3 separate regions of the Homo sapiens genome follow, and regions 2 and 3 are each linked to region 1. A link is an interaction called in ENCODE POLR2A ChIA-PET data of the cell type or tissue named here. Cell type or tissue: OCI-LY7. All regions are shown on one strand.

Evidence for each region. ChIA-PET counts read pairs that join two places held together with the same protein. Peaks named below come from ENCODE experiments on the same cell type or tissue, not always from the same donor. Only the 100,000 strongest peaks of a DNase experiment are listed, where the experiment ranks them.
Region 2: POLR2A ChIA-PET joins it to region 1 with 6 read pairs; 2 of 35 experiments call an interaction of 5 or more read pairs at or near these places.
Region 3: POLR2A ChIA-PET joins it to region 1 with 7 read pairs; 7 of 35 experiments call an interaction of 5 or more read pairs at or near these places.

Annotation. Positions count from the first base shown.
Region 1 is chr7:77,935,089-77,937,588 of GRCh38, forward strand. All of the region lies in intron 11 of PHTF2 (putative homeodomain transcription factor 2), which reads left to right. Among named protein-coding and RNA genes, the nearest start is that of DDX3ILA1, 54 kb to the right of the region's middle. In OCI-LY7, a CTCF peak has its summit at 1,093; a DNase peak (open chromatin) is centred at 1,123; H3K27ac peaks cover 662 bases.
Region 2 is chr7:78,029,662-78,032,161 of GRCh38, forward strand. All of the region lies in intron 21 of MAGI2 (membrane associated guanylate kinase, WW and PDZ domain containing 2), which reads right to left. Among named protein-coding and RNA genes, the nearest start is that of DDX3ILA1, 41 kb to the left of the region's middle. In OCI-LY7, no CTCF peak of the experiment used is centred here; no DNase peak of the experiment used is centred here.
Region 3 is chr7:77,801,695-77,804,194 of GRCh38, forward strand. The region is part of intron 1 of PHTF2 (putative homeodomain transcription factor 2); the gene reads left to right. Among named protein-coding and RNA genes, the nearest start is that of PHTF2, 4.2 kb to the left of the region's middle. In OCI-LY7, no CTCF peak of the experiment used is centred here; no DNase peak of the experiment used is centred here; H3K4me3 peaks cover 2,016 bases; H3K27ac peaks cover 1,238 bases.

The DNA of each region.
Region 1 (2,500 bases):
TGATTCAACAAGACTGTTTTTCAGTGTACATTCCCCCCCCCCACACACACACACAGAGGAATATAGCAGTCTTTTTTATTTATTTTTTCAAGTTTCTACACACAACATTGAACATGTAATTTACCCTTTTTTTTTTTTTTTTTTTTTTTTTTCAGACGGAGTCCCACTCTGTCGCCCAGGCTGGAGTGCAGTGGCGCGATCTCGGCTCACTTCAAGCTCTGCCTCCCGGGTTCACGCCATTCTCTTGCCTCAGCCTCCCCAGTACCTGGGACTACAGGCACCAGCCACCATGCCTGGCTGATTTCTTTTTGTATTTTTAGTAGAGACGGGGTTTCACCGTGTTAGCCAGGATGGCTACTATCTCCTGACCTCGTGATCCGCCCACCTCAGCCTCCCAAAGTGCTGGGATTACAGGCGTGAGCCACCGCGCCCGGCGTAATTAACTCTTTTAAAATTCACCAGTTTCTAGTTGCTGTCTTCTCTTTTGCCTTTTGGCATTCTAGAAATAATGTAATATCAGATGCTGGATAGAGTAATTGGCAAGGTAGCTAGATGTAAAAGGAGTGCTTTTGGGAGGACAATGAGAATGTCCTGATTTCCTATTTCTGTCTCTAGATGGGCTTTCTTGGTATTGATATTCCTTTCTTCATGTAATTAGGAAGACCTTAATTCACTATTCCAGACTGAGAGTTTAAAAATGTCTGTAAATCAGTGGTTGAAATCTGTTGGCTCTCAAGCTTAAACTTCTTTCCTTTTAGCTTCTTGCACTTCCTGTTTCTGGCTTTTTGGTTTCCTTACGCTTAACAATTGTAAAATTTCTAGTGAAAGTTTGATACATATTTTGGTACAGATTATTTCTTTCCCAAAACAGAATATTTTGTTTGGAGATAAATGAGGAAATAACATTTGAGAAATTAAGTTGGTAGTTAATAACTAGTATCTTAGCACTCTTCAGGACCTCAAGTAGTGAAATGTATACCATGAAAGTTAAAGTATATTAAAATCCTTCATCTCTAGAAAAGATAAAAATTTCCCACCTCTTTTTTTTTACATTATTGAATTATTATTATTCAACTTTAGTTGAAATTAATCAATGCAACTTTACTCCCCCTAGAGGAAAGTGTTAAAAGTTTACAAGAAACATTTTTTTTACCATATTTTAATCACATTTTTGTCCTCTAAAGAATAAATGTACCTAGAGTAGATTCTTCTGTTCATTGTTAGAAGTTATATTTAATGAAATATTTTATAAAATTTGAGGTTGCTACGAATGCCAAAACTATTGTTTTTAGAAAATGTGGGAAGTGGCCAGACACCGTGGCTCACGCCTGTAATCCCAGCACTTTGGGAGGCTTAGGTGGGCAGATCACAAGTTCAGGAGTTCGAGACCAACCTGGTCAACATGGTGAAACCCCGTCTCTACAAAAATTTAAAGATTAGCTGGGCGTGGTGGTGGGCGCCTATAGTCCCAGCTACTTGGGAGGCTGAGGCAGGAGAATCACTTGAACCTGGGAGGCGGAGGTTGCAGTGAGCTGAGATCGCACCATTGCACTCCAGCCTGAGTAACAGAGCAAGACTCCGTCTCAAAAAACAAAATGTGGGAAGTATATGAGTCCTTAAAAATACACTAGAAATACTGCAATATAAACAAGCAAACTGATCTCTATCTGGGTTTAATCTTTTAGTGTTACTTCTCCTCTTGAAGTCTGATTATATAAAGGTTTAGTGTTTCATTAATTTTGTTGCCATCATTAACTCAACTGTTCTGTTTTGGGGCTGGGCGCAGTGGTTCACACCTGTAATCCCAGCACTTTGGGAGGTAGAGGCCGGTGGATCACCTGAGGTCAGGAGTTAGAGACCAGCCTGGCCAACATGGTGAAACCCCGTCTCTACTAAAAATAAAAAAATTAGCCAGGCATGGTGGCAGGTGCCTGTAGTCCGAGCTACTCAGGAGGCTGAGTGCTTCAGTTTTGTAATATTTGCTTTATCTGGAAAAAAAAAAAAAGTTAAATGGGTCCTTTGGAGAAATGCTGGATTAAAATATCAGAAAAGTAACTAAATCAGATATTAAACGTTAAATATGTAAGGAAGAGTCTTTTTTGGGATAAGACTAGCACTATATGGTCTTTCAAAGAGATTCAAATCTCAGCTGTCATATTCTTTTTTAATGATCATAAGTTGGACAATGATTACTATGAACAAGTTGATATCCATTTGTCTTTTAGCATTAGTATATTGCAGCTGTGTAGACTGACAACTAAGTACTTTTGCTGACATGTTTTAGTATATTTTTGAACATAGGTTGACTAATACTTGTTACAGAAAGTTCTCAACTTGTACAGTTTCATAACCATGTAACTTCTTATGATATCTGTTCAGTGTATATGCTAACTAATTTTAAGATAGAATTTTAGTGTCTTAGAGTTGTGTGTATAAATATATTAGCTGTGCACAGATCTATATATTCCATTTATAAAACATGATAAATATATTCACCAAT
Region 2 (2,500 bases), 95 kb after region 1:
TTGAAAACTACTGCGTGTTGAAAACCATTGCGTGTTGAAAACCACTGCATGAAGAAGTGGTGTCTCTCAAAGTCCCCATTGAAGTGCAGAAATCTCTACTCTGGTGGTAGAAAGGCAAGGAAGTCAGAGATTTGCTCACTAGCCTGTGTTTTTAAGTATTGGTAGCTGAGAGTTAAGACTCCAAAGAAGGGAGATAAAGCACAGGGAAGTTTTGCTGAAGTAAGGGGGTTGGAAGCATCTGTCACACAGCAGGGAAGGACAGACTTTACCTTTCCGTAATTTTTTCTAGGGCACTCAGTCACTTGGAGCCTCAGCTGACTGTTCACAGTCCTGCTGAGTCAAGATTTGTCCTACTTGTCTTTAGGAAGCAAGTCAGCAACTTGTGGTAGAGAGTGGCTACTGGGAGACCTGGTTTCCACCTCTAATTCTGCCCCTTGGTGTGAACTTGGGAAGTCATGTAACATTTTCAGCCTCAATTTCTCACCTGTAAAATGGAACAATACCTGCCATACTTCCTTCTCAGAGTTGTAAAGAGCAAATGAAATAATCTATATGGATGTTATATGCACATTAGCCATTAAATTAATAGTTTGAATCCAGTTATTTTTATTTTTATTTTTTGAGATGGAGTCTCGCTCTGTCACCAGGCTGGAGTGCAATGGTGCGATCTCAGCTCACTGTAACCTCCTGGTTCAAGCGATTCTCCTGCCTCAGCCTCCAGAATAGCTGGGATTACAGGCACACGCCACCAAGCCCAGCTAATTTTTGTATTTTTAGTAGAGACGGGGTTTCACCATGTTGGCCAGGATGGTCTTGATCTCTTGACCTTATGATCCACCCACCTTGGCCTCCCAAAATGCTGGGATTACAGGCATGAGCCACTGCACCCGGCCTGAATCCAATTATCGAATGGACAGTTTACCAAGATGATATGCGGATGGACAAATAAGCACATAAAAGAGCATCTTTTATGTTCAACATCAGTAGTAGAAAAATAAAAATGAAAACTACAATGAGATACCACTGCATACCTATGTGGCTATAATTAAACAACAGTGACACAACTGAAAATAACTGGCAAGAACGTGGAGCAATTAAGACTCTCACACAATGTTGTCCGGAATAAATGGTAGAACAGCCACTTTAGGAAACAGTTTGGCCGATCCTTAAACATTTAGTTAACATCTGACTCAGGAGTCTCACTCTGAGGTATCTACCTGAGTGAAATAAAAACTGTGTTCACACAAAAACCTGTATGCGGATTTCTATGGTGACTTTATTCATAATCACCAAAAACTGGGAACCACCAAAATGTCCATCAACTGGTGAATGGATAAGCACTCTGTGGTACAATGGGATAGTTCTCAGCTATGAGATGGAACAAGCGACTTATACACTCAACGTGAGTGAATTTCAGCTGAGGTATGCTTAGTGAAAGAAGCCAGATTCAAAAGTGACATACTGTGTGATTCCATCTGTATGACATTCTCAAATAGGCAAAACTAAAGGGAGAGAAAACTGATTAGTGGTTTCCAGGGCTGGGTGTAGGAGGAGGCTTGACTACAATGGGGGATAAGAGAATTTTAGGAGGTTATGAAACTGTTCTATATCTTAATTATGGTAGTGATGATATAACTATGTATTTTTGAAACTCATAGAATTTACACTAAAAAGGGTAAATTTTAATGTATGTAAATAATACTCAATTTTTAAAATGGAAAAGCTTAATAGTGCTGATAAAGTATTTTTAAACCTGGGTGAAGAAACATTTTTAAGTTGATTACACCTTTTGGAAAGAATATTTCCACCACTACTTTGCTTTATAGCTTCAAGCCTCTGTGTCCCTCACCATTGGCTCAAGATGAGCCTTAGCCCAATGAGATGGATAATGAATTCTGAGTTCGTAGAGTTAGAAGAATCTGAATTAAAGAGGTTTTACTTTAATCTTTAGAAGGCATCTTTAATCTCAAAGCTTTTCTAGAATCGTGTTCTTCTTCTTCACAGAAATACAGCCCTGTCTGAAGTGGCAGAGAGCTGAGAAAAGGGATGAGAATAATTAATCAAAAAGTACTTATGTCACGGGAGAGATGATGGAAACCGATAATAGCCACATCTTGCCAAAGATGGAAGAAGTGGAAATGAATTACTCAGAGGATATTCTTGGGCTCCAGCTAAATCTATACCTTCTGGGGTATTCATGATCTTCCTCCTGATCTCTTCGTCTCCTCTGTAAACCGTTTATGTGCAGGGCTTGGGCATAAGATTAGTTCACTTCTAGACTAAGGCCTCATAAGTGATGTGCAACTATATCCCCAACAGTGTGTCCCCAGGGGACAAAGCCCCCCCACTTTTTTTTTTTTTTTTTTTTTTACAATTCCGGCTGTTTAAAAAGAAAATGAATTAGTGAAAATAGAGCCCCTGTGCCTGGAGCTGTCCAATTGTGTTATTGTATTTCAGCAAGGATATCCTTGCTACATTTTTTTCTGTACTCAGCTTTATC
Region 3 (2,500 bases), 130 kb before region 1:
ATGAAACATAAATGAATTTTGTGTTTAGACTTGAGTCCCATCTCTAAGATATCTCTTTATGTATATGCAAATATTACAAAATCCAAAATCCAAAATGCTTGTGGTCCCAATAATTCTTGAGACAAGAATTCAGTTAAAGTATAGACAGTCTGGATTTGAATTCCTATCAGGCTTTGTGACTTTGAACATAACACCAAACCTCTTTTAGCATCAGTTTCCTTATCTGTTTAATGGAAAGGGCAATACTTCAAAGAAGACATTAAGCCTTAAATAAAATATATAAAGTACGGGCACATAGAAAGCAGTGAATACAAAAGAAACAATAAATAATTTTAAGAGAGAACTAGTTGGGTTTCAGGGGAGCTACCACTGAAGCCTTAAAGGTCTGAAGGTGGTGTTTGTAGGTGGAGAAAGAGGGCATTCCATGCAGAACAGGAAGAGGCAGAGTCTCAGAACAGAAATATGGATTGTTTAGGGAATGGTAAGTAATTGTAGCTTTGTATAAAATGTATGTGTGAAGGCCAGCTTTAAATGATAATGGTATGTAAATGTGGTTGGGCAAAGTGAGTACTACCCAATTTTGATAATTGGAAATTGCATACTTAGATACTAAAATTATAGGAAAACCTCAGCAGTTTGTCCATTATTACATGTTTATTTAATATTCACCTTCCAATACTTACTTTCCCAGTTCAAATTAAGACTCAAAGAAGAATTCCAAAATGATGGTTGCCATCCCTTAACCCCTTTACCTAGCCTGTAGCCACATGGAGTCATTATTGTGAACTCCCCTTTGCATATATTTTGACTGTCTTTTCTTAATCCCTACTTGATACATGATAGTGGGACAGAGTTTTTTTATTTTGAGACAGGGTCTCATTCTGTCTTCCAGGTTGGAGTACAGTAGTGTAATTACTGTAACCTTGAACTCCCAGGCTCAGGCAATCCTGTTGCCTTAGCCTCCTGAGTAGCTAGACCTGCAGGCATGCACCACTGTGTCCAGCTAATGTTTTAATTTTTATTTTTTTGTACATACAGGGTCTTGCTATGTTGGCCAGGCTAGAGACCTCAAGTGATTTTCCCATCTTGGCCTACCAAAGTCCTGGGATTACAGATATAAGCCACCACTCCTGGCCAGTGTGTTTTAAATTGGGACTGCCCTTGAAAATCTGAGAAAGTCTCGTGCTTCTATCTTCTTCTCAGATTAATACCAAACCATAAATACGTTAAATTTACAAATCTGAAACATCACTTGATGACCAGAATCATATGACTAAGTGGAAAATATTAAGTGACATTTAGGAAAACTGCATTTTTAGTCCACTTTGTTATTCTCATGAAAATTGCTAATGTGACACAAAATATAGAAGTGAGTTTTCAGATGAGAACAACTGATTGCTTCCTGGAACAGGTAGTTTTAGAGCACTAGGAATGAAAATATGCTGGATTTTATTCTGGGTACTGAACAGGAACTGGGGCAGGAAATAGCTGTGGCTGAACCACTACCTGATAATAATCATAACATGATTAAATTTGACATTTAATGAGAGGAAGTAAAGGGAAAAGTGCATAGTATGCAGCTTTCCAGTTGCAAAAACAGTACAAGAAAGGGGCTGTTAAAAGTATATCTACAGAAATTTTAAAGACATGTAGGCATTCATATTTGTTGCATGAATGAAAGTACTTTTGTAAGACCTTTTGTATAGGATTTGTTACAGATACCAGAAAATTTATGAAAATTAGGTGGCACAAGTTTTGGTGCTCTGTAGACCTAGGTTCAAGTCCTGATACTGCCATCACTGGTTGTGTGACATTGGACTCATTATGTAATATTTTTGAGGTTCAGTTTTATTTATTCTTTAAATGGAGTTACCTACTTTGCGAGATTTTAAGAATTAAATGAGATAATGTATGTAAAGCACTTGACATATTCTTGATTTCTAAGACTAGCTCAAAAAGTGGTTGTTGCAGTTATTTGACTGAGTTGAACAGGCGTGTGTGTGTGTGTGTGTGTGTGTGTGTGTGTGTGTGTAGGTTTTAAAATAACAATTTCCAGATAGAATAAGAGAAGCCAGAAAATGGCAAACAAGCAAATAAAACCTTAAAGGGAGGCAATAGGATTCAACCGGCAGAGTTGAATAATCATTTTACCCACACAAAAGAAGGGAAAATATAGGAAGAGAGCTTCACATTATCAACTTTTTTCTGAAGAAAGTACATCAAACTCATTAAACCAGATGGAATGCATAAATAAGGTTTTGCTATTGGAAATGACAATGAAAAAAATAAATGAAGTAGGATTTCAGTGCTGTGAATTAAGTGTATAGGGAGAGGAACTTGTTTTCTCAAATCTCTTGACTACTTTCTTACTTATTTCTAAAATTCTTTGACAAGGAAAAGCTATTAATTGTATAGTTATGGGAATGCTTTAATGGCAAGTAATCCTGGGGGATAGAGCAAGCTGATTTATCTACACAGATTTCTTGTGTGTTCATTCCAT